Linked DNA regions of Homo sapiens: region 2 is linked to region 1. A link is a loop called in an ENCODE intact Hi-C map of the cell type or tissue named here. Cell type or tissue: Caco-2. All regions are shown on one strand. Links, peaks and the distances in the headings refer to the core of each region. The heading gives the core; the rest is flanking DNA. Region 1 overlaps CLYBL (citramalyl-CoA lyase). Region 2 overlaps TM9SF2 (transmembrane 9 superfamily member 2).

The links. Peaks named below come from ENCODE experiments on the same cell type or tissue, not always from the same donor. Only the 100,000 strongest peaks of a DNase experiment are listed, where the experiment ranks them.
Region 2: it touches region 1 in a loop (17-fold over the local background); 11 of 110 quality-filtered maps call a loop at or near these places.

Annotation. Positions count from the first base shown.
Region 1 is chr13:99,607,831-99,618,871 of GRCh38, forward strand. The region is part of intron 1 of CLYBL (citramalyl-CoA lyase); the gene reads left to right. Among named protein-coding and RNA genes, the nearest start is that of CLYBL, 6.7 kb to the left of the region's middle. RefSeq lists enhancers at 6,763-7,262, 6,837-6,916. In Caco-2, for the core only: no CTCF peak of the experiment used is centred there; a DNase peak (open chromatin) is centred at 6,850.
Region 2 is chr13:99,522,437-99,533,477 of GRCh38, forward strand. It overlaps TM9SF2 (transmembrane 9 superfamily member 2), which reads left to right. Exons shown (of 17, transcript NM_004800.3): 4 at 7,031-7,158. Among named protein-coding and RNA genes, the nearest start is that of TM9SF2, 26 kb to the left of the region's middle. RefSeq lists a silencer at 6,214-6,263. In Caco-2, for the core only: a CTCF peak has its summit at 6,303; no DNase peak of the experiment used is centred there.

The DNA of each region.
Region 1 (11,041 bases), core at 5,533-8,032:
CCTCCTGGGTTCAAGCGATTCTCATGCCTCAGCCTCCTGAGTGGCTGGCATTACAGGTGTGCACCACCACCCCTGGCTAATTTTTGTATTTTTAGTAGAGACAGAGTTTCGCCATGTTGGCCAGGCTGTTCTCGAACTCCTGACCTCAAGGGGGTCCACCCGGATCAGCCTCCCAAAGTGCTGGGATTACAGGCGTGAGCCACCATGGCCGGCCTGGTGGTCTGGAACTTCTTTTTTTTTTTTTTTTTTTTTTTTTCCGAGATGGAGTTTCGCTTTTGTCGCCCAGGCTGGAGTGCAATGGCGCCATCTCAGCTGACTGCAACCTCCGCCTCCCGGATTCAAGTGATTCTCCTGCCGCAGCCTCCGGAGTAGTTGGGATTACAGGGCGTCCGCCACCATGCCCGGCTAATTTTTGTATTTTTAATAGAGACGAGGTTTCACCATGTTGGCCAGGCTGGTCTGGAGCTCCTGACCTCGGGTGATCCACCTGCCTCGGCCTCCCAAAGTGTTGGGATTAAAGGCGTGAGCCACCGTGCCCGGCCTGGGTCTGAACTTCTTACGTCTTCTTGCACTGTGACTCTTCAGTCACCCATGTCCTATGGGAGGACCCACCTAGTCTTATGCATCCCACTTTCCCATTTCCTCCGCTGCCCCTGGCACAGGGGAGTCACCCCTCGCCCTAGAGGAGCAGCTCAGGCAGTGTATCCAGGCTGGTCCAGAAGGGTCCTTTTCTGGCGCCTTTTGAGGGGGCCAGCGTCTGTGACCTGTTCAGTAGCGGGTCCAGTGAGCGCACACAGTCCCCACGCCAGTACGCTGGGGGTTAACTCAGTGCTCCTCACCCGCCTTAGCACACTGGTCTGTTCTCGACATGTCTACCCGCTGAATATAGGATTCTTGATTGGCATTTTTTTTCCTTTGAGCATTTTAAAGCGTATTATCGCACTGTCTTTTTGCCTCCATTATTCTAATGAGAATTCAGACGTTAATGTTATTAGGGTTCTATGTAAGTGATGAGTCTTTTTTTTTTTTTTTTTTTTTTTTTTTTTGCTTGATTTTCTCTTTGTCTTGGTCTTTCGGTGGTTTTATTATGATGTGTGTAGATCTGTTTGAGTTTATCCTCTTGGAAGTTTATTGAGTTTCTTGGATGTGTATACATCAAATTTGGGAAGTTTTTGGCTATTGTTCTCTCAAAAAAGTCTACTCTCTTATCTCTCTCTTCTCTTTCGGAGGCTCCCATTGCGTATATGTTGGTGTAGTTGATGGAACCCCACAGGTCTTTGAGACTGTTCCATTTTCTTTCTGTTCCTCAGGCTGGACAATGTCAATTGACCTGTCTTTGTTTTTTTTTTTTTTTTTTTTTTTTTTGAGACAGAGTCTTGCTCTGTCACCAGGCTGGAGTTCAGTGGCGCAATTTCTGCCCACTGCAACCTCTGACTCCCGGGTTCAAGCGATTCTCCTGCTCCAGCTTCCCGAGTAGTTGGGATTACAGGCACGCGCCACCACGTCCAGCTAATTTTTGTATTTTTAGTAGAGACGGGGTTTCACCATGTTGGCCAGGATGGTCTCGATCTTCTGACCTCGTGATCCACCTGCCTTGGCCTCCCAAAGTGCTGGGATTACAGGTGTGAGCCACCGTGCCCAGCCGACCTGTTTTTAGGTTTGCTGATTGCTCCGTCTTCCAACTCAAATCATTTTCATTTTAATCCAGAACTTCTTTCTTTTTGGAGAATGAGTCTCACTCTGTCACCCAGGCTGGAGTGCAGTGGTGCAATCTGGGCTCACTACAACCTCTGCCTCCTGGGCTCAAGCTGTCCTCCCACCTCAGCCTCCCAAATAGCTGGGACTACAGGTGTGCACCACTGCACCTGGCTAATTGTTTCTATTCTTTTGTAGAAATCAGGTTTCGCCATGTTGCTCAGGCTGGTCTCGAACTTGGCTCAAGCAATCTGCCTGCCTCTGTCGCTCATAGTATTGGGATTACAGGCATGAGCCATCATGCCCGGCCCTTTTCTATACTTTCTATCTCTTCATTGATATTCTCTATGTACTGAAACATCGTTCTCATACTTTCCTTTAGTTCTTTTTTTCTTTCTTTCTCTTAGAGACGGAGTCTCCAGGCTGGAGTGCAGTGGTGAGATCGTAGCTCACTGCAGCCTGCAGCTCCTGGGCTCAAGTGATCCTCCTGCCTCAGCCTCCCCAGTAGCTGGGACTACAGGCACACACCACTATGCCCAGCTAATTTTTAAATTTTTTGAAGAGACAGAGTCTTGCAGTGTTGCCAAGGGTGGTCTTGAACTGCTGGGTTCAAATGATTTTCTTGCCTTGGCCTCCAAAGCAGTGGAATTCTAGGCATGAACGACTGCACCTGGACTCCTTCAGTTCTTTATGCATAGTTTCCTTTCGTTTTTTGAACATACTTTAAATAGATGATTTAATTAGTAAGTCCAACATCTGGACTTCCTCAGGGACAGTTTGTACTGACTACTTTTTTCCTGTGTGTATAGGTCATACTTTCTTTTCGTTGCATGTCTTGTATATTTTTTTGAAAACTGGACATTTTAAGTAATATAATGGGGCAACTCTGGAAATCAGATTTCTCCCTTTTGCCAGGGTTTATTGTTGTTGTTGTTTGCTTAGTGACTTTAATAAACTAATTCTGCATTGTATTCTTTGTCATGTGCAACCAGCGAGGTCTCTGCTTGGTTAGCTTAGTAGTCTAACAATTAGACAAAGGTTTCCTTAAATTCCTGGAACCAGTAAGTCTCCTAGTCTTTGCTGAGGGACTCTGTGTGTGTCAGGACATGTCTTCAACATTCAGCCACAGTTTGTCCTGCTTCCACAGAGACTGAAGGTTAGCTAGACATGAGCACTTAAGGTCTTTCCTTAGCCGGTATACAGCCCTGCACATGTGCGTGGCCTCCTAGAGTCTCAGGAACATGTCACAACTTTTCAGAGCTCTCTATGGGTATCTTGTTCTCCATTTTTGCCTTTTAAGTGTTTTGGTTAGCCTGTTGTTTACCCTGTTATCTTCCATCTCAAGTAGCTGTGATGGTAAATAAGTACTTCTGATTGTTTGGACAAATGCCCTCCGGGAAAATACTGTTCCCACTGTGCAAGCTCTGAGTCAGGTCAATTAAAGACAGTTTTACAAGTAGGGTCTTCCAAGGAACCACAAGACAGGTCAAATAGTGACATTTTCCAGAAATGGGGCTTTCCCCCTCTAGTGGCTGCCATGCTGCTGGTTTTCACTGTGATGGGGGCTATTGATTTTCAAGTCTACCACAGAGCTGGGGAAGAGGGATAGGGTAAACTAAACCCCCACGACAATTGCTGTTCTTACTGAGATTCATACATTTTTCTTGAATAAATGATCCCTATATTGCTGCAAGTCTTTAATTTCTAGAATTCTGAAAAAGTTTATTCTGACAATTTTTGCCAATATTCTTGTTGATTTTATGGAGGATAGGATTTTCAAAGGTCCTTTTTCTGTAGTTTTTGCTGAAGTCAGCCTGCATAGAGTTTTGATCGAGTGGATTTGAATTTATAAATTTTTTTTTGCATCTGTTGTGTTGATCATAAGGCTTTTCTTCTTCAGTGTGTTAATACGGTAAATTACAGTGATTGACTTTTTAAAAGTTAAGCTGACCATTGCATTCCTGGAATAAACCCCACTGATTGTGATGTATTGTTTGGATTGCATGTGCTAAAATTTTGTTAAAATTATTTGTATCTGTGTTCATAAGGAATAATCGCCTATAGTTTTCTGATATTGCCTTGGTCTGGGTTTGGTATTAGGATGGTGATGGTCACATAGGATGTGTTGGAGAGTTCCCGCTTCTATTTCATGAAACAATTTGTGTAAATTTGGTAAGATTTTGCCTGTAAATGTTTGCACCTGCAGTTTTCTTTGTGGAAAAAGTGTTAAACTACAAATTTAGTTTCTTTAATAGACATATTGCCATTCAGATTATCTAGTTCTTCTTGAGTAAGCTTTGGTAGTTTGTATCTTTGAAGGACTATGTCCATTTCATCTAAGTTGTCACATTCACGTGCCTGGAGTTGTTCATGCTGACTCCTTATCCTTTTTCTTACAGCTCTACAAAGGTATATACCACACAATTCACCCTTTGTAAGTGTGTGATTAAATAATTTCTAGTAAGTTTATAGGCCCATCACTACAGTCCAATGTTAGGCCCCCCTCCAAATTTCTATCATCCCGCAAATTCTCTTGAGCCCATTTGCAGTTAATCCTTACCCCTGCCTCTAGTCTGTCATCTCCTTACTGTTTGTGTCATCCATAGTGATGTGTCCTTCTTCATCCTTGATATTTGTAATTCTTTTTTCTCTGTTTTTTATTTTATCACCTGGCTTGAGTTATTTTGCTCTTTTTAAAGAACCATCTTTTTGTTTTATCGATTTTTCTCTTTTTTTTGTTTTCTATTTCATTGATTTCTGTCTCATCTTTATTATTTCCTACCTTCACCTTACTTTGGGTTTAATTTACCCTTTACCTTTTTAAGGTGGAAATTTAGATAATTAATTTTAGACCTTTCTACTTTTTTTTTTTTTTTTTTTGAGACAAGGTCTTGCTCTGTCACCCAGGCTGGAGTGCACTGATGCAATCTTGGCTCACTGCAACCTCCACATTCTAAGCTCAAACAGTCCTCCTGCCTCAGCCTCCCAAGTAGCTGAGACTACAGGCATTAGCCACCATGTCTGGCTAATTTTTGTATTTTTTGGAGAGACGGGGTTTCGCCATGTTGCCCAGGCTTGTCTCAAACTCCTGGATTCAAGCAGTCTACCCACCTTGGCCTCCGAAAGTGCTGGGATTATGGATGTGAGCCGCCACACCCATCCGGGGTCTACTTTCTAAATATAAGCACTCAGTAATTACTTTACAGCCATGCTTGGTGGCTCATGTCTATAATCCCAGCACTTTGAAAGGCTGAGGTGGGAGGATCACTTGTGGCCAGGAGTTCAAGTCCAGATTGGGTAACATAGTGAGATGCTGTCACTACAAAAAAAATTTTAAAAGTTAGCTGGATGTGGTGGCTCATGCCTGTGATCCTAGCCACTTGGGATGCTGAGGTGGGAGGATTCCTTGAGCCTGGGGATTTGGGGTTTCAGTGAGCTGTGATGATACCACTGCACTCCAGCCTGGGTGACAGAGCAAAGCTCTATTAAAAATAGTGATGATAATAATAATAATAATAATAATAATAATAATAATAATAACAAAATTCCCTCTAAGGATTGTTTTAATTCCCTCTAGCAAATTTTGCAAGATTTCTGATACCTGTAATCTCTTTTCATTTCTTATGTTGATACTCTGTTTCTGTTTTCTAAAGTATTCATAGTAAGACTCCAAAAGAAAAAGGGCTCCCTGGCTGTATGTGTTCAGTGGTAGCAGCCAAGGAATGTGCCAGGAAGGTACTTCACATTTTGCAGTGCCGTGGTGGAGAGGAATCTGGTAAAGAAAAAACCAGATGAAGACAGTTTAGAGAGGCGACAACTACAAGCTAAGTACCTGAGATTCTGGGTCAACAGGAAGGGGACAGTGTGTGAGGAAGCAGCAGGGCCATGGAAGGTGGCTGAGGGGCCTGGATGGGGTTACCTGTCAGGGTCCCAATAGGCCTTTTGTAGGGTTGGCTTCATCTTTGAAGCCTCCTGAGGTTACCGTGACAACCACTACTGTCCCTCTGTACTGCTGTGAGGCCACTAAGGGAAAAAGGGAGGGAAGGGACCCAAAGGGAGGACAGAGGTGGGAGAAGAGGGAGCGATGGGGAGAGAAAGGCAGAGAACAATGGAAGCAGTGAGCGAGAAAGGGGAGAAACCTCACTGAAAAGGAGGCAGGGTAAACATGACTGAGATGGAAAAATGATCACATTAAAAAGAACTCACTCAGAGTAAGGATGAATGTGTGTTCTTTGCTACTTGAACTGGTATTAAAAGGCCAATGTGAAGTGTTAGATATTTTAAAATGTTTATTGGTATCATTAGAAGTTGACTTCAGTTGCCCAAATGCATGGTGAGAAAGGGGATGTGTAAACAAAAATGATATTTTGGATTGTGAGGCAGAAAGTCATTTTAAATGGCCCTGGGAGGCAGAGGGCCCAATCCTCTCAGTCGCCTGGGACTGTCCTGGGTTTAGCATGGAATGCCTTATGTTCCCAGAAACCCCTTAGGTCCCAGCAAACCAGGATGGCCATTCACCATAGAGGTGGAGAAGTAAAGGGCTGTGGATGAAGACGGGTACTTATTAGGAACAGGGAGGAGGATGGAGTTGGAGGGGATGAGTGCAGGGCAGGATACAGAGCCCAGAAGGAAAGGAATTGACAGAAGCTGGGAGAAAGAATAAAAAGACCAGTGGTCCAAGATGGTAGACCACAGGTTCAAGAACTGGAGCAAGAGTCTTCTGGAATGGCCTCCATTCTAGAACCGAGAGAGAGTATTCAGAATGCTTTAATGGAGTAAGAAGGGCCACTGCTTAGAGTGGGGCTGAAGAGAAAAGAAAGAAGGAGACCCTGCGGAAGCGGCAATACCAGGAAGGCAGTTGTATGCACATCATGCAGACCAGGAGTAGCCTAGGGGTAGGGGACATGCCTGGGCTGGACAGTGGAATTTGTGGGAAATCAGATTTCCCTGAGCAAAAACCAGTGGGCAGCAGCCAAACTGGTGAGCAAGAACTGGCTGTGGTGGCTGGGCCCGAATTGGGAGCTACACCTGCCCGGGCAGGTGTAGCTGCGAGGGAGGTCTCTGCCAACAACTCAGCTGTGCCGTGCCTGCTGAACGGCCTCACCTTGGCCTCTGGCTCTGTTGCAGCTGTGTGGGGCTCGTGCTCCTACATACCGTTATCCTGTGGTAGAGTTTTACCGTGGACCAGAGCCATCTAGAGGACATTGAGTTACCCACATACTTTCTGTGGGAGAGGCCAAGGAGTCAGGGGGGGAGGCCGGGACCTGAAGATCAACTCTTTACTGCAGAGATCCCTCCCTCCCTCTCTCTGTCCCATGGATCCAGAGGGAAGTTGAGGACAGTTTCATGCCACATGCTTGACCCGACTCAACTGAGTAACTGTGGCCACTGAGAAGACTCTGTCCTTGCAAATAACTCTCCTTAGTGCCCATATTCTGCAGAATGTTTGAGTGGCACGAGTACTTCATTCGTCTAGAAATATTTCATGGTAGTCAGTTGCTAATAACAGGATATCTGCAGGTAGTGTGTTCTCAGGAGGCACACCTGAAGCCTCAAAGGTGAGGACATAGACATGGCTGTGGGTGAGCCTGTGCCAAGACATGACCCATATCCATGGGGAGTGCTCTCAGGGCAGCTGACACTGCTCAGCCTCAGCAGTCTCCAGTGATAGCTTCGGAACAGCCACGGTCTGACTGATATACTTTCTGAAAACAGCCTTTGGTCACACAGTTTCCTAACTAAATGTGGTGGTGGCCACTAGAAGTTGCCATTTTATGCGGGACTCCCTGTGAGGAAGCCCATAGTGCTGGTAGCTGAAATTTAGGAATGCAGGTTTCTAAGAAGGCTCGGAAAAGCAAGCTGGGCTCCTTGGGGAGGAGCTATTAGTACGTTTAATTAAATTTTTTAACATATAAAAAGTTGTTAATTATAAAAACAACATTTTTTTCTACCCTGAGTGCAGCTGGAGCTGTGTTCTGCCGTTACACAATTCCTCATTAATTCCACACATTGCTTACGATCCTGTGAAGTTTAGAATTTTATTAGGCAATAAATAAGAAATCAAGGAAATAATATTTGTGGTTTCATATCGGTCACTTGGGTATGAATTTAAATCCACTGTAATTCAAACAGGTTTAGTTTATTTCATGTTGCTACTTGAATGTGTTATAGCGTATCAATTAAATAACTCACTTGAATGATGCAGACTTGAGATTCATTCCCTCCTTCTTTCCTTCCTTCCTTTCTCACCCCATCCTCCCTACCATAAACCAGGTTTAGAATAGCTGTTAATTTAGCTGCTTTGATTTTTTGTTGTTGTTTATTTTGAAACGGAGTCTCACTCTGTCGCTCAGGCTGGAGTGCAGTGGCACAATCTCAGCTCACTGCAACCTCTGCCTCCTGGGTTCAAGCGATCCTCCTGCCTCAGCCTCCTGAGTAGCTGGAATTACAGGTGCACACCACCACGCACAGCTAATTTTTTTATTTTTATTTTTTATTTTTAGTAGAGATGGGGTTTCACCATGTTGGTCAGGCTGGTCTTGAACTCCTGGCCTCGTGATCTGCCTGCCTTGGTCTCCTGAAGTGCTGGGATTATAGGTGTGAGCCACCACGCCTGGCTTTTTTTTTTTTTTTTTTTTTTTTAAGACTGGTGAAGCTATGTTGCCCAGACTGGACTGCAGTGGCTATTCGCAGGTGTTATCATAGCTTACTGCAGCCTTGACATCCTGGGCACCAGTAGCGCTTCTTCCTCAGTCTCTAGTAGCTGGGACTGCAGGCATGTGCTACCACACCCAGCTGATTTTATGTTTTGTTTACATTTAACGATGTTAATCTAGGAGCAGTGATGATGTTCACTGTTGTTCCACATGACTCTAGCACATATATATTTGTATGTGTATAACCACAGTTGTTCATTTAGTCTGTTTCCAGGTTTTCATTTAGTCTGTTCCAGGTTCATTTAGTCTGTTTCCAGACCTAAAAAGGCCTGTTGGCTACCGCGACAGCCTTGGCTGTCACACTGGGCCCGCCCATGGGTGTTTCTGTAAGTGGCCATGAACCTCTTCTGAACTACACCACATGTTAACATCCTTCTCTTAGTTAGGTCTTTGAGATTGGCAGAGGTGCTCTATTTAATAATAAAGGAATGGGCTGGGCATTGGTGGCTCACACCTGTAATTCCAGCACTTTGAGAGGCTGAAGTGGACCGATCACTTGAGGTCAGAAGTTCAAGACCAGCCTGGCCAGCATGGTGAAACCCCGTCTCTACTAAAAATACAAAAATTAGCCTGGTGTGGTTGCGCATGCCTGTAGTCCCAGCTACTCAGGAGACTGAGGCAGGAGAATTGCTTGAACCCAGGAGGTGGAGGTTGCAGTGAGCCAAGATCATGCCACTGCACTCCAGCCTGGGTGACAGAGCGCGACTCCGTCTCAATAATAATAATAATAGTAATAATAATAATATAATAAAGGAATGAAAGTTTCCTTAGAAAGTAAGGTTTCTATTTTAATAGAATACTTGAGTGAGCAAGTCTGTCTTAACTGTTTCTCCTCACTGTGTCTAAATGAGAAGGAAGAATGACCCTGGTGTCTGTATTTGCAGGACACTTTTCAGTATTAATATTCAGAACCCCAAATATTGAAAAGTGTAAAAGGCAGTACTTGCTACTTCATTGTCCCGTTGCTAGCCCCAGTAAAATGAGGGTCTTAGTTTAGCGGAAGACTGTGTTTACTGTTTAACTCACAGTTCACGCTAAAAATTGGCACTTTTTTTTTTCCTAATAAGGGCCTCTCTATGGACCTTTTTAAAGTTTATATGGTCATTAAAAACATCATTGCACACATATACTTTGTACCACTTTGGAAGTAGTGCAGGCTTGTTTGAAAGCATACACTTGACTTGTCTTCTTACTTAGTCTCACAGTATTCTTTGTGAGAAGGTTGATATGCCCACATTATTCTGTGGCCAAAAACAAAAGTTTAGGAAATGAAAACAGCAAACAGAAAACCCCATGCCAAGTGCTGTTTTCGTAGTGAGGCACTGGAGGGCGCTCCGCTCTAGCAATGGGAGATGCACGCAGTCTCTGCAGTCTGCAGGCTGCCCTCACGAACGCCTTTCAGAAGATGTAAGAGTTTTTTCTGTTCATTTTAAGGCAAATGAAAGACACATGGATGGTAGAGGAAATATTTCTATACTGACCTATAAACGGTCCCTTTAAAAGTTTATGAGAAACTGAAGAAGTAGCTCTGTGCTCCAGCCCTCCTTATGACCTCCTCTCTCCCTAGCCTGTTGCAGCCTCACCGGCCTCCTCTTCTGGGCTGTGTCGTCAGCCTGAAGCCCTCTGTCCCTTTGTGCCTCAGCTCAAATGTCACAAATCAGAGAGGTCTTCCTTGACCACCCTGTACAACATAGCCTCCACCCCGCTAAGCAGCCTCTGCACTACCCTGTCCCCTTACTGCTGTTTTCATTTTTTCCTATTGCCCCATTTCCACCAGACATATCACATGCTTATTTGTTTATTGTCCGCCTGTATCCTACCCCAGCCCCCAGATATTCATGAGAGCAGGGACTTGGTTTATTCCATTGCTACTATATATCCAGAACCTAAAACAATCCTTGGCAGTGCCTGATATAAATTTGCAGAAGGAAAAAAGAACAGATTTAGGAATGAAATATTTTGAGTGTTTCTAAAGATTTAGTGGATTTTTTTTCTTTATTTTGGTAAATTATACATAACAAAATTATCATTTTAACTTTTTTTTTTTTGAGGTGGAGTCTAGCTCTGCCCCCAGGCTGGAGTGCAGTGGTGCGATCTCACTCACTGCAACCTCTGCCTCCTGGGTTCAAGCAACTCTCCTGCCTCTGCCTCCGAGTAGCTGGGATTACAGGTGCCCGCCACCACGCCTGGCTAATTTTTTGTATTTTTAGTAGAGACGGGGTTTCACCATGTTGGCCAGGCTGGTCTCGAACTCCTGACCTCAGGTGATCTACCCGCCTCGGCCTCCCAAAGTGCTGGGATTACAGGCGTGAGCCACCATGGCCGGCCCATTTTAACCATCTTTAAGTGTACAGTTTAGTGGCATTAAGTACATTCACATTGTTGTACAACTGTCACCACCATCCATCTTCAGAACTTTTTTATCTTCCCACACTGAAACCCTGTGCCCATTAAACACTAACTCCCTGTTCCCTTCCCCCCACCCAGCCCCTGGTAACCACCATTCTCATTATTTTCACTGTGAATTTGACTACTCTAGGTACTTCACATACATAGACTCACATATTTGTCCTTTTGTGTTTGGCTTATTTCACTCAGCATAATATCTTCCAAGGTGCATCCATGTTACA
Region 2 (11,041 bases), core at 5,352-7,851, 86 kb before region 1:
ACTCAAAGTGTATGGACATGGGTGCCATTGAGCAGGGCAGGCATGTAACTTGCGAAACACCTCTTCCCTCTTGGGGTATTTGGAAGATTACTTTGAATGGTATTGCATTCTTCTTATAGCAGATGACTGTTTTCAGGCATGCTTTTTAAATTTTACAATCTTAAATATTCCAGCAGCCTCTCAGCCCCATCTCTCTACTTATGTCTTGCCCTTGAGAAATGATGGGTGGGAAGAATATCAGTAATGCCCTTAGTGAACTGGGAAGACAGCAGGAGTCCCTAGCAGGAAACAGAAGGAAACCCAGCAAAATACTCAAACCCATGGGGAGGTGTTGCCCTTTGGGGCAGACTTTGAAGGCAGGTTACTCCCCTTAGTAGGATGTCATTGGGCACATTTCTGTTTCTGTGCAAGGACTGTTCCTTGCTCATACACAGGACCCTTTTTGGGGCCTAGTGCTTTTCAGATTTAATCCTTTGTTGTAGAAGTTGAGGTTAAATATAATAAAAGGAGAGCTTTAGAATGGAGAAATTGTGTACCCAACATTTTCCCTGAGTCTTCTGGAATGTTTCAGGATCCATATCTGTACTAAAACAAATTCTCTAAGCCCCAAACTTAAAGGGACAGAGCAGGCACATTTTAAGGCCAAGGTGTAAGCCAGCCATAAATGTATTGACCAACATTTTTCATTTCACTATTGATTCTTTATTTTCAAGGATTTTTATCTTTATGTATGTATTTATTTATTTCTTTTTTGAGTCTCACGCTGTGGCCTGGGCTGGGCCACGGCTCACTGCAGCCTTGAACTCCCAGGCTCAATAAATCCTCTCACCTCAGCCTCCTGAGTAGCTGGAACTACAGATATGCCCACCATGCCCAGGTAATTTTTTTATTTTTTGGAGAGACAGGGTCTCACTATGTTGCCCAGGCTGGTCTTGAACTCCTGGGCTCAAGCAATCCTCCTGCCTTAGCCACCCAAAGTTCTGGGATTATAGGTGTGAACCACTACACCCAGCTTTATCTTATTTTAGATCTGCTGTAAAAACTGAGGTAACAACCAGCAACAAAATAAAATCCCAGTCTGCTTTGTCGTCTTTTATATTTGACTTCTGTTTAGGTCAGGAAAACAACAGTGCAAGACATTGTGTGTATTATGTGAAGCTGGAACCACATTTCATAGGACCATAAAATCTCATCTCAGATCTAAGCACTCATATTCATTCACTCAGTTAACACATTTGCTCAGTACCTTTCATGTGCCAGGCACTGTGATGGGATACAGCAGTGAGCAAAACAAAAATCTCTGTCCTCATGGATCTTTTATGCTGATGGGGAAAAGGAGACAAAATAAATTACCAGAATATATGTTTCAATTACTGAGGAAAGAACTATTGAAAATAAATCTGTGAAGGTGTGTGGGGAATTTCTAATTTTAAATAGGCTTACTGCAAAGGTGGATTTAAAATCTTAAAAAAGCCTTACCGAGAAGGTGACATTTGAGCAGAAGACCTGAAGCAAGTAAGGGAGTGAGCCATGTGAATATGTGGGGGAGGTGTTCTAGCTGAAGAGAGGCCCCAAGGTGTGTAACTTGAGCAGGTGAGCAAGATAGAGCATAGTAGGCAGTGGGCACAGAGAAGTAACAGGACCACATTATAGAATGACTCAGAGGCCACTGTGAGGATTGGCCTTTACATCTGAGCAAGATGGTTAGTTAACACTGGAGGGTTTTGAGTAGGCTTCGATTTTACCAGGGTCACCCTGGCTGCTGTACTGAGAATGGACCGTGGGGGTGCGAGGGGAGAAGCCAGGAGACCAGTAGGAGGCCTTCTCCCTCATCTAAATATGATCTGACTTGGGAAGGGTGAGGGGGTGGTGAAGAGGTCAGAATCTGTGAATCTGGCTGTGTTTTGAAGGTGGCCGACAGAATTTGCCAAGGGATGGGATGTGGAGTGTGGAGTTTCTATTTTCTAAGATGGGGCAGTCTGTGGGAAGAGCCAGGTTGGGGGATGGGGAAGAGTTAGTTTTGGATGTGGTAAGTGAGAGGTGTTTATTAGGTGTCCAAGCAGAGATGCTGAATAAACAGCCAAATATATGCTTTTGGAGTTTGGAGAAGGGCTTCATCCTGGATATACACAGTATATATTTGAGAATCATCAGTGTATAGATGGTATTTACAGCCACAGAATTGAAGAGATCCCCAAGGGAGTGGGTATAGATGAAGAAGACAAGATTCGAAGAGGCACAGGACTCTCCCCATCCTCCTGACCTATAAAATCAGGTGCCCCAAGGGCTCCTGGTATTGTATTTTTAGTAGAAACAGGGTTTTACCATGTTGGTCAGGCTGGTCTCGAACTCCTGACCTTAAGAGATCCGCCCCCTCTCAGCCTCCCAAAGTGCTGGAATTACAGGCGTGAGGCTCAGACCCTTGGGGCACCTGGTTTTATAGGTCGGGAGGATGGGGAGAGTCTAGCAAAGGACACTGAGAAGGAGCCACTGATGAGAAAGAAGGGTAACGGAGAATGTGGTCCCCAGAGGCCGAGGCAAGAAAGTGTTTCTAGGAGGAGGGATTGGTTGATTTGTCACTGATGGGTCAGGTGAGATAAGGACAGAGGATTGACCTTGGGTTTAGCCTTCAATGTTGAGGTCATTGATGTGAAAGCAGCCGTGATAGAATAGCCAGGTGGAGAGAGAATGGAAAGAGCATTTGCAGGTGGACACATCTACAACTGTCTTGAGGACTTTTATTTTACTGGCAGTGAGAAAAAGAGTGGAAACTGGAGGATGGCGTGGTTCAAAGAGGACTGTTTGTTTGTTTGTTTGTTTGTTTAGAGACAGTCTTACTCTGTTGTCCAGGCTTGAGTGCAGTGTTGTGATCTCAGCTCACTGCAACCTCCACCTCCGAGGCTCCAGTGCTTCTCTTGCCTTAGCCTCCCGAGCAGCTGGGATTACAGGTGCCTGCCACCACACCTAGTTAATTTTTGTATTTTTAGTAGGGACAGGGCTTTGCCATGTTGGCCAGGCTGGTCTCAAACTCCCGACCTTAGGTGATCTGCCCACCTTGGCCTCCCAAAGTGCTGGGAATAAGCCAAGGCACCCGCCCCAAAGAGGACTTATGATAGATTTTTTTTTTTTTTTTTTTTGAGACAGAGTCTTGCTCTGTAGCCCAGGCTGGAGTGCAGTGGCGTGATCTCGGCTTACTGCAAGCTCCACCTGCCGAGTTCACACCATTCTCCTGCCTCAGCCTCCCAAGTAGCTGGGACTATAGGCGCCCGCCACTACGCCCAGCTTATTTTTTGTATTTTTAGTAGAGATGGGGTTTCACTGTGTTAGCCAGGATGATCTCGATCTCCGGACCTCGTGATCTGCCTGCCTCGGCCTCCCAAAGTGCTGGGATTACAGGCGTGAGCCACCGCGCCCGGCCAGGAGGACTTGTGATAGATCTTTAAGCAAGGTGTGTATGTGGATGAGTGTGATCAGTAGATACGGGAAAAGTGATGATTTAGGAGAGGGAAGGATTGCCGTGGGTGTCCTTGCTCTGGCAAGAAGGGATGGGACCTAGTGTACTGTTGGAGAGGTTGGCCTCAGTGAGCTCGTTCATCCGTGGTAACTGGAGGGAAGGCAGAGACATGGGGCATGATGCTGGGAGGTAAATGTGGCAATTGCTCCTGATTCCTCAGTGAAGTAGGCAGCATGGCCACCCCACCTGTGAGTGAGGAGGGAGGCAGCAGCCAAGTAGGATCCAGGAGAGCTAATAGAGCAGGAGTGTGGAGCGGCTGCTAGGCTGCATCAGGGACCCTCTGGCCAGCTGGTGGTTTGAAGTAACAGCAGCCAGCGTGCTTAATTGTGTATCTCCAGCTATTTCCAGCTGTGCTGCTGAGTTGGATTTAACCAGGTTTGTGGTTTTAACAAGTGAATACCAAAAAAGTGAGAGAAGAACACAGGATGTGAGGACATCTTTGGATGTTATGAAAGATGGAGATACTGTTGAGCTTGGAGTTTGAGCTTGCACAGGGGGCATGTGAGGCCACAAAAGGAGTAAGAGACAGTGAAAAGACTGTAGGATCTGTCGATTTAAGTGGAGTCCAGGGCTTGTTGGAGGTGATGAACATTTGAGCCAGTGAGTTGGAACAACGGGAGGAGGTGGTTTGACACTGGGAAGCTTGAAATGGAGATAATGGCTGGGACTGCTGTCATTGATAAAGGCAGGGTGGAATGCGACCAGAGGAGGGAGTGCTTTGAAATTGGATGAAGACCAGAGTCGCTGGAGGAGAGGGCAGAGGATCAAAAGGTCATTGTTTTGGAAGGATCGTTGATATAGATGTAATCACCAAGAATCAGGAGCGAGGAGGAGTGTTGCAGTGACAGTGAGCCAGGAGCTGAGGGCCAGTGACCTGGGGTTGGTAGATGACAAGAACAGGAAGGAGTAGGGGCGGTGTGGTCTGATCACATGGGAGTCAAAGCTAGAGGTTTCTGGAGGAGGGAGAATGGTCTGGCCCAGCGCTGGGGCCTATGAGAGAAAACAGGCACCACCAGCAAGACTCCAGTGAGGCAGCATCCGTCAGGGACAGCCAGGTTTTCATCAGAACAGGCTCCAGAAAACATTCTGAGAAGAGGTTGAGGAACTAGAGGGTGTTCTGCTGGTGACACATGAGTTTCAGGGCATAGTGGAAGGGATTAAGCAGTTGAGGGGGGATACATTTTGGGATTCATATGTGGGAATGGAAGGATGACATGGAAATCCTGGACTTCTGGTGGTGACTAATATTCAGAGGGTAGAGGGCATAATGGGATTAGTCCTGCCCATTAGTCCTAGTGGGTAGTAGTCCGTTCTGACGCTGCTGTGAAGAAATACCAGAGGCTGGGTAACTTATAAAGAAAAGTGGTTTAATTGACTCACAGTTCCATATGGCTGGGGAGGCCTCAGGAAAACAATCATGGCAGAAGGGGAGGCAACCATGTCCTTCTTCATGTGGCGGCAGAAAAGAGAAGTGCAGAGTGAATCGGAGAAAGCCCCTTATAAAACCATCAGATCTTGTGAGAGCTCACTCACTATCACAAGAACAGCGTGGGGTACCGCCCCCCATGATCTAATCACCTCCCACGAGGTCCCTCCCCCAACACGTGGGGATTACAATTCAGATCACAATTGGAGATAAGATTTGGGTGGGGACACTGAGCCAAACCACATCAATCCTGATGGTCTCAGGCTGCATGGAGGAGAAGTCTTGCCAGAAGTGTGCAGCCTTATATGATTTCCCTCAGATATGGACTTTGATATAATTTTTCTGCTATTTGCTAAAAGCTGGTGGTGAGATACATAACAATAACTGTTATTTAGTGAATACCTATTTTCATCAGTCAGCATGCTAGGTGTTTTGCACACACGTTTCTGTATTTAATCCAACAACCCTGCAAGGCAGTTACTGCGCCCATTTTACACATAAGTTAACTGAAGCTGAGGCAGGGTTACGCAGCTTTCCCTGGTCTCCTAACAAGATGGAGTTGACTCGTACCCAGGTCTGACTCTAGATTGATATTTTGATTTTCAGAATTATTCCAAGGAGAAGGTTAAATCCTCACTGAAATAATTTAGGAAAAATTATAATCCCACGTTTTCCCGAATAGAAACAGAACAGTGCTGTGCTTGCGTGTTATAAGGAGGATTTGTTTCCCTTGGGAGCTAAGAATATTTAAAAATCCTTAGCAAAACATAAATAAAATACAATTCCATCCATAACCAAACATGATTTAAAATATTATAAAATTCCCAACTAAACACATGACAGGGAGAGGCTGCAGGGTGTTGTGCTGAAGAGCATGTTCTCCGGAGCTCAACTCACTTGGCTCAGATCCTGGCTATGCCGATGCTCAGTTGTGTGACTTGGTGCTCCAGTTTTCTCATCTGTAAAAGATGAATAAGGGTTGTTTGGAGGATTACATGAGGCTTGATATATACAAAGTACATGGAACATAGGAAGCACTAAACAGATGTTACCTATTACTACATTAATGTCACCTTAGTCTTGCTATTTCCTTCACAATTGAACACACAGGTTGACTCACCTAATGAAGTGAGCACTGGATTGAGGTGTCAGATTTGCCATTTTGGTGTAATATTGTCTCTCTGCTTAACTTATTTTAAGTTTGGTGTCTGTGCTTCTGATTTCTTAGTGTGTATACTTTTTTGTTTTTCCATTTTCCACTTTTTAAGAATGAATCTTTAAGGTTCATATAAGGTTTAAAATATCAACTAGTGGTACAGATATGGCTGTATTGGAAATAGCAATGCAGACAGAATGAAAACATTGGCTGACAGGTGGCAGCAGTGGACTATGCTTAAACATTCACTTAGCTGCTTCACTGCACCTGCTTTAGGGATGTTAATAAATACATACATACAAAAGAGTGGGCTGCTTAGAAGTGAACCATGCCATTTTTTTAATCACCTTATGTAATAAAGTTTGAATTTATTAAAAGATGGAATTATGGCTGGTTGTATAGCTGGTAAATTTCAGCCTTCTGGAGTCATGTTTAGCCTGATTTTAGACATCTGAATGTCACATGCTCTCTTGTTCACTGCTGAATCTCTATCACCTGACACTTAAGGAGGGCACTTAACATCTGTTGATTATTTGAACATAAAAATTTGTCTGCTTGTTACTAGAAAGCCATTAACTCCAGAATTCCTAAGACATGACCATGGGATATTACTAGGAGAGACTAAAGTTCCATTTTTGTTCTACATGGGATTTTTTTTTCTCTTCTAGAACTTATTTACATTTAAAAGGTAAGTCGATTGAAATTACCAAAAAGAACGTATCAAAGGAAAACTTGATGACGAGTCTTTAGAGAAACACAGTAGGATTAAAATTTAAATCTGATTGAGCTATGAGGAATTTAAAAATTTATTTATTACCAATATTAATGCACTTAAGTAATTTAATGGGACCAGCACTTTTACTCTATTTGTGATATTGGTATGAAAAACCTGGATATTTTTTCTGAATTTGCTTTCCACTTCCTTTTAATACAGTTTACGTTTAATAAGAAGGAGACCTGTAAGCTTGTTTGTACAAAAACATACCATACAGAGAAAGCTGAAGACAAACAAAAGTTAGAATTCTTGAAAAAAAGCATGTTATTGAATTATCAACATCACTGGTAAGGCATGAATATTTTCGATTTTGGGGTTTATCCTTTCCATATGAAATCTTTGTTGCTTTGACTATATAAATTACTTGATTGTGTAAAATATAGCAAATTAATTGATTTCCTTTTTTTTGTTACTAGTGGTCGTAGCTTGAAGTAGTGACTCTTAGTTAAAGATGACAACATCATTTAAAGTATCATCTTTTAACTGTGTTTAGATTACTGTAATATCTGGTACTTCTTTTGATACATAGATCTGGTACATAGAGTAGTTATTTTTATTCACATACAGGCATACCTTGGGGATACTGAGGTTCAGTTCCATGCCACTGCAATAAAGCAAATAACACAATAAAGTGAGTCACATAAAGTTTTTCTTGGTTTCCCAGTGCATATAAAAGTTATGTTTATACTACATATAGTCTATTAAGTGTGCAATAACATTATGTCTAAAACAACTCTGTAAGTACCTTAATTAAAAAATACATTATTGCTTACAAAAAAAAAAAAGGCTGACACAAAGACAGAAAGTGAACACATGCTGTTGAAAAAATGGCACTGATATAGGCATGGTGGCTCACGCCTGTAATCCCAGCACTTGGGAGGCTGAGGCGGTTGGATCACGAGGTCAGGAGATCGAGACCATCCTGGCTAACACGATGAAACCCCATCTCTACTAAAAATACAAAAAATTAGCCAGGTGTGGTGATGGGCTCCTGTAGTCCCAACTACTTGGGAGGCTGAGGCAGGAGAATGGCGTGAACCCCAGAGGCGGAGCTTGCAGTGAGCTGAGATCGTGCCACTGCACTCCCGCCTGGGCGACAGAGCAAGACTCTGTCTCAAAAATAAAAAAAAAAGAAAGAATGGCACTGATAGATTTGCTTAACGCAAGGATGCCACAAACCTTCAATTTCTAAAAAACACCATATCTGCAAAGCACAATAAAGTGAAGTGCAATAAAACGAAGTATGCCTGAATAGTTAACAGTAGCATATTATGCTTTGGGGAAAAGGACCTGGGTCAGTCTTCTAGTGAAAACATTGTTTTATACTTGTGGGCTATGAAAAAAATCACAGGAAAACAAAACTTAACTTTTGTTTGATAAATAGCATCAACTTCAAATAAAACGCTTACATTTTGCTTAGCCTTTCATTTTGTAAACATGACATAACATTAACAAATTCTGTACCAGTTTGTATCAGAATCAAAAAGTATTTAAAACTGTCCTGTTTTTCCTTCCAAAGTAGTATATACTTATTATACAATATTCAAACATAGAATTTTTTTTTTTTTTCTGAGATGGAGTCTCTCACTGTTCCCCAGACTGGAGTGCTGTGGCGTGATCTCGGCTCACTGCAACCTCCGTCTCCTGGGGTCAAGTGATTCTTGCATTTTAGCCGCCTGAGTAGCTGGGATTACATGTGCCCGCCACCACACCTGGCTAATTTTTATAGTTTTAGTAGACACGGGGTTTTACCATGTTGGCCAGGCTGGTCTCGAACTCCTGACCTTAAGAGATCCGCCCCTCTCAGCCTCCCAAAGTGCTGGAATTATAGGTGTGAGCCACTGCGCCCGGTCAAACATAGAATATTTTTAAAGACTTTCAAAATCCAACATTTGAAGTATAACCATTGCTATTCTTCTGAGTAATTTTGCTTGGAAATGCCTATATTCTGTGGGGATCATAGTTTACATATGTTTTGCCTTTTCTAGAAAGTGTAAGATGCTTTCAGTGGCGAACAGGAGGACTGTGTTCATGCACTTCCTTTTGGATATTTGTCCTGTCAGTATATTAGATCACATTGTTTGCTCACGCCAATAAGGTTAGGAACCGTGGATCTCAGCTGAGACCTGACCAGATCCTGTGGCCTCGCATTCCCTCCTACCCCTTAGTTTTCCTCCTCCTCCACCCCACCCAACCCCCATATGCATAGAACCCTGGGTTGCTGAGTCCTGTGCACAGCCATGAGCTAGTTTGTGATGGGAAGGATTCATTCTGACTGACCAGACCTGGGTAACATCTACCTGAACCCCATAAGAATGGGTTCTGTGTAGGCTAGTGGGGCTCTGTTGGAAGGAGGGAGATGGTGCTGTTAGAAACCTGCCTGTTATGCTTGTGTCAGCTTCTTTGTCATCTGACCCTCAGTGCAAATAGGAACTTTAAAGACTCCTTTGTCTCCCCATTTCTTTCATTTCTGGTAAACGAAGAGCTTGTTTCCCCTAAACTACCATAGAAATACTGCTTATTTGCTAGATCAATGCATATCAATTGCATATCAACCTGGGATATGTTTACTTATTGTTAAGTAATTGAAATTTCCTTGTTGTTTTTCTTTGTAATCTTCAAAATAATATTTAAGCCTCAGTTCTTATCTTCTCATATTAGCCCTATCCACCTGCGTTTACTGCAATAGCTATCAGTTTGTTGACTAACTGAAAGAATGACTGTTAAGGTCTGTGGATGATTTTTTTTTTTTCTTTTTTTTTGAGACGGAATCTCGTTCTGTCACCCAGGCTGGAGTGCAGTGGCGCAATCTCGGCTCACTGCAAGCTCCGCCTCCCGGGTCCACGCCATTCTCCTGCCTCAGCCTCCCGAGTAGCTGGGACTACAGGCGCCCGCCACCATGCCGGCTAATTTTTTGTATTTTTAGTAGAGACGGGGTTTCACTGTGTTAGCCAGGATGGTCTCGATCTCCTGACCTCGTGATCCGCCCGCCTCTGCCTCCCAAAGTGCTGGGATTACAAGTGTGAGCCACCGCGCCCGGCCTTGTGGGTGATTTTTTAGCTCTTTCTTCTACCCTCTGTGCTTAGAATACTGTTTAGTCAGCCCGGCACCGTGGCTCATGCCTATAATCCCAGCATTTTGGGAGGCCAAGGCAGGCAGATCACCTGAGGCCAGGAGTTCGAGACCAGCCTGGCCAACATGGCGAAACCCCATCTCTACTAAAAATACAAAAATTAGCCAGGTGTGGTGGCAGGCGCCTGTAATCCCAGCTACTCGGGAGGCTGAGGCAGGAGAATTGCTTGAACCAAAGAATACTGTTTAGTCTTGCTCCTGAAGGTAGTAGAAGCAGTTCTTCAGTAGCCTCCTGACAGGAAAGTACTTAGAGATATTTTTAACTAATTTATGATGCAGTTAACAAAGATTTCATTATAATGCCAAGATGCTTAATAACAAGAAAGAATAAATACAGTAGTGTACAAACTAAGCAAGCATCAGACAGTAAAATTTACTGAATGATTTGTAATCAGCATATCAATTGCAAACTTCAACTATTCTGCTTTAAAAAAATTACCTGAGAAAGTGCTGGTAAATAATGATTTTGCAGTTGAATCAGAAAAGTTGATGATTTTAAGTGTAACCCTTAAATCAGTTCAGTATACATTTGGAAAATGTTGATTCACATTGATGAATTTATTGAAACCATTATTTGAGTATATTCTGTCCATGACCTATTTCAGAGAGATTTTACTGTATAACTTGATTTTAAGCATAGACAGTAGAGTTGACACATAAAATACCATGTACCCATGGGAATTTACAGTATTCTGTTAGGGAGTTTGTGAATATAGCACATTTTATTTTATACTTTGCACTAAGACATACTAGGGAGAGCATAATCATTTTCTAAATCATAAAGCAATACATGCCGATGAGAAAACACAAGCAGTACAAGAAAATATTAAGTAAAAGTAAGTCTTCTGTCAGTCTCAGCCTCATTTCTATTCTACAGAACTAACACTATTATTTCTCATGTGTGTTTCTATATTTACTATGCATATGGAGGTATAGAAAAGGGTGTGTCCCTTTTTAAAATAATGCAACTAAAATATTGTACACGTTATTCTGCAACTTGCTCATTTTATTTAAGAAAATATTATGGACTTTTTTCAG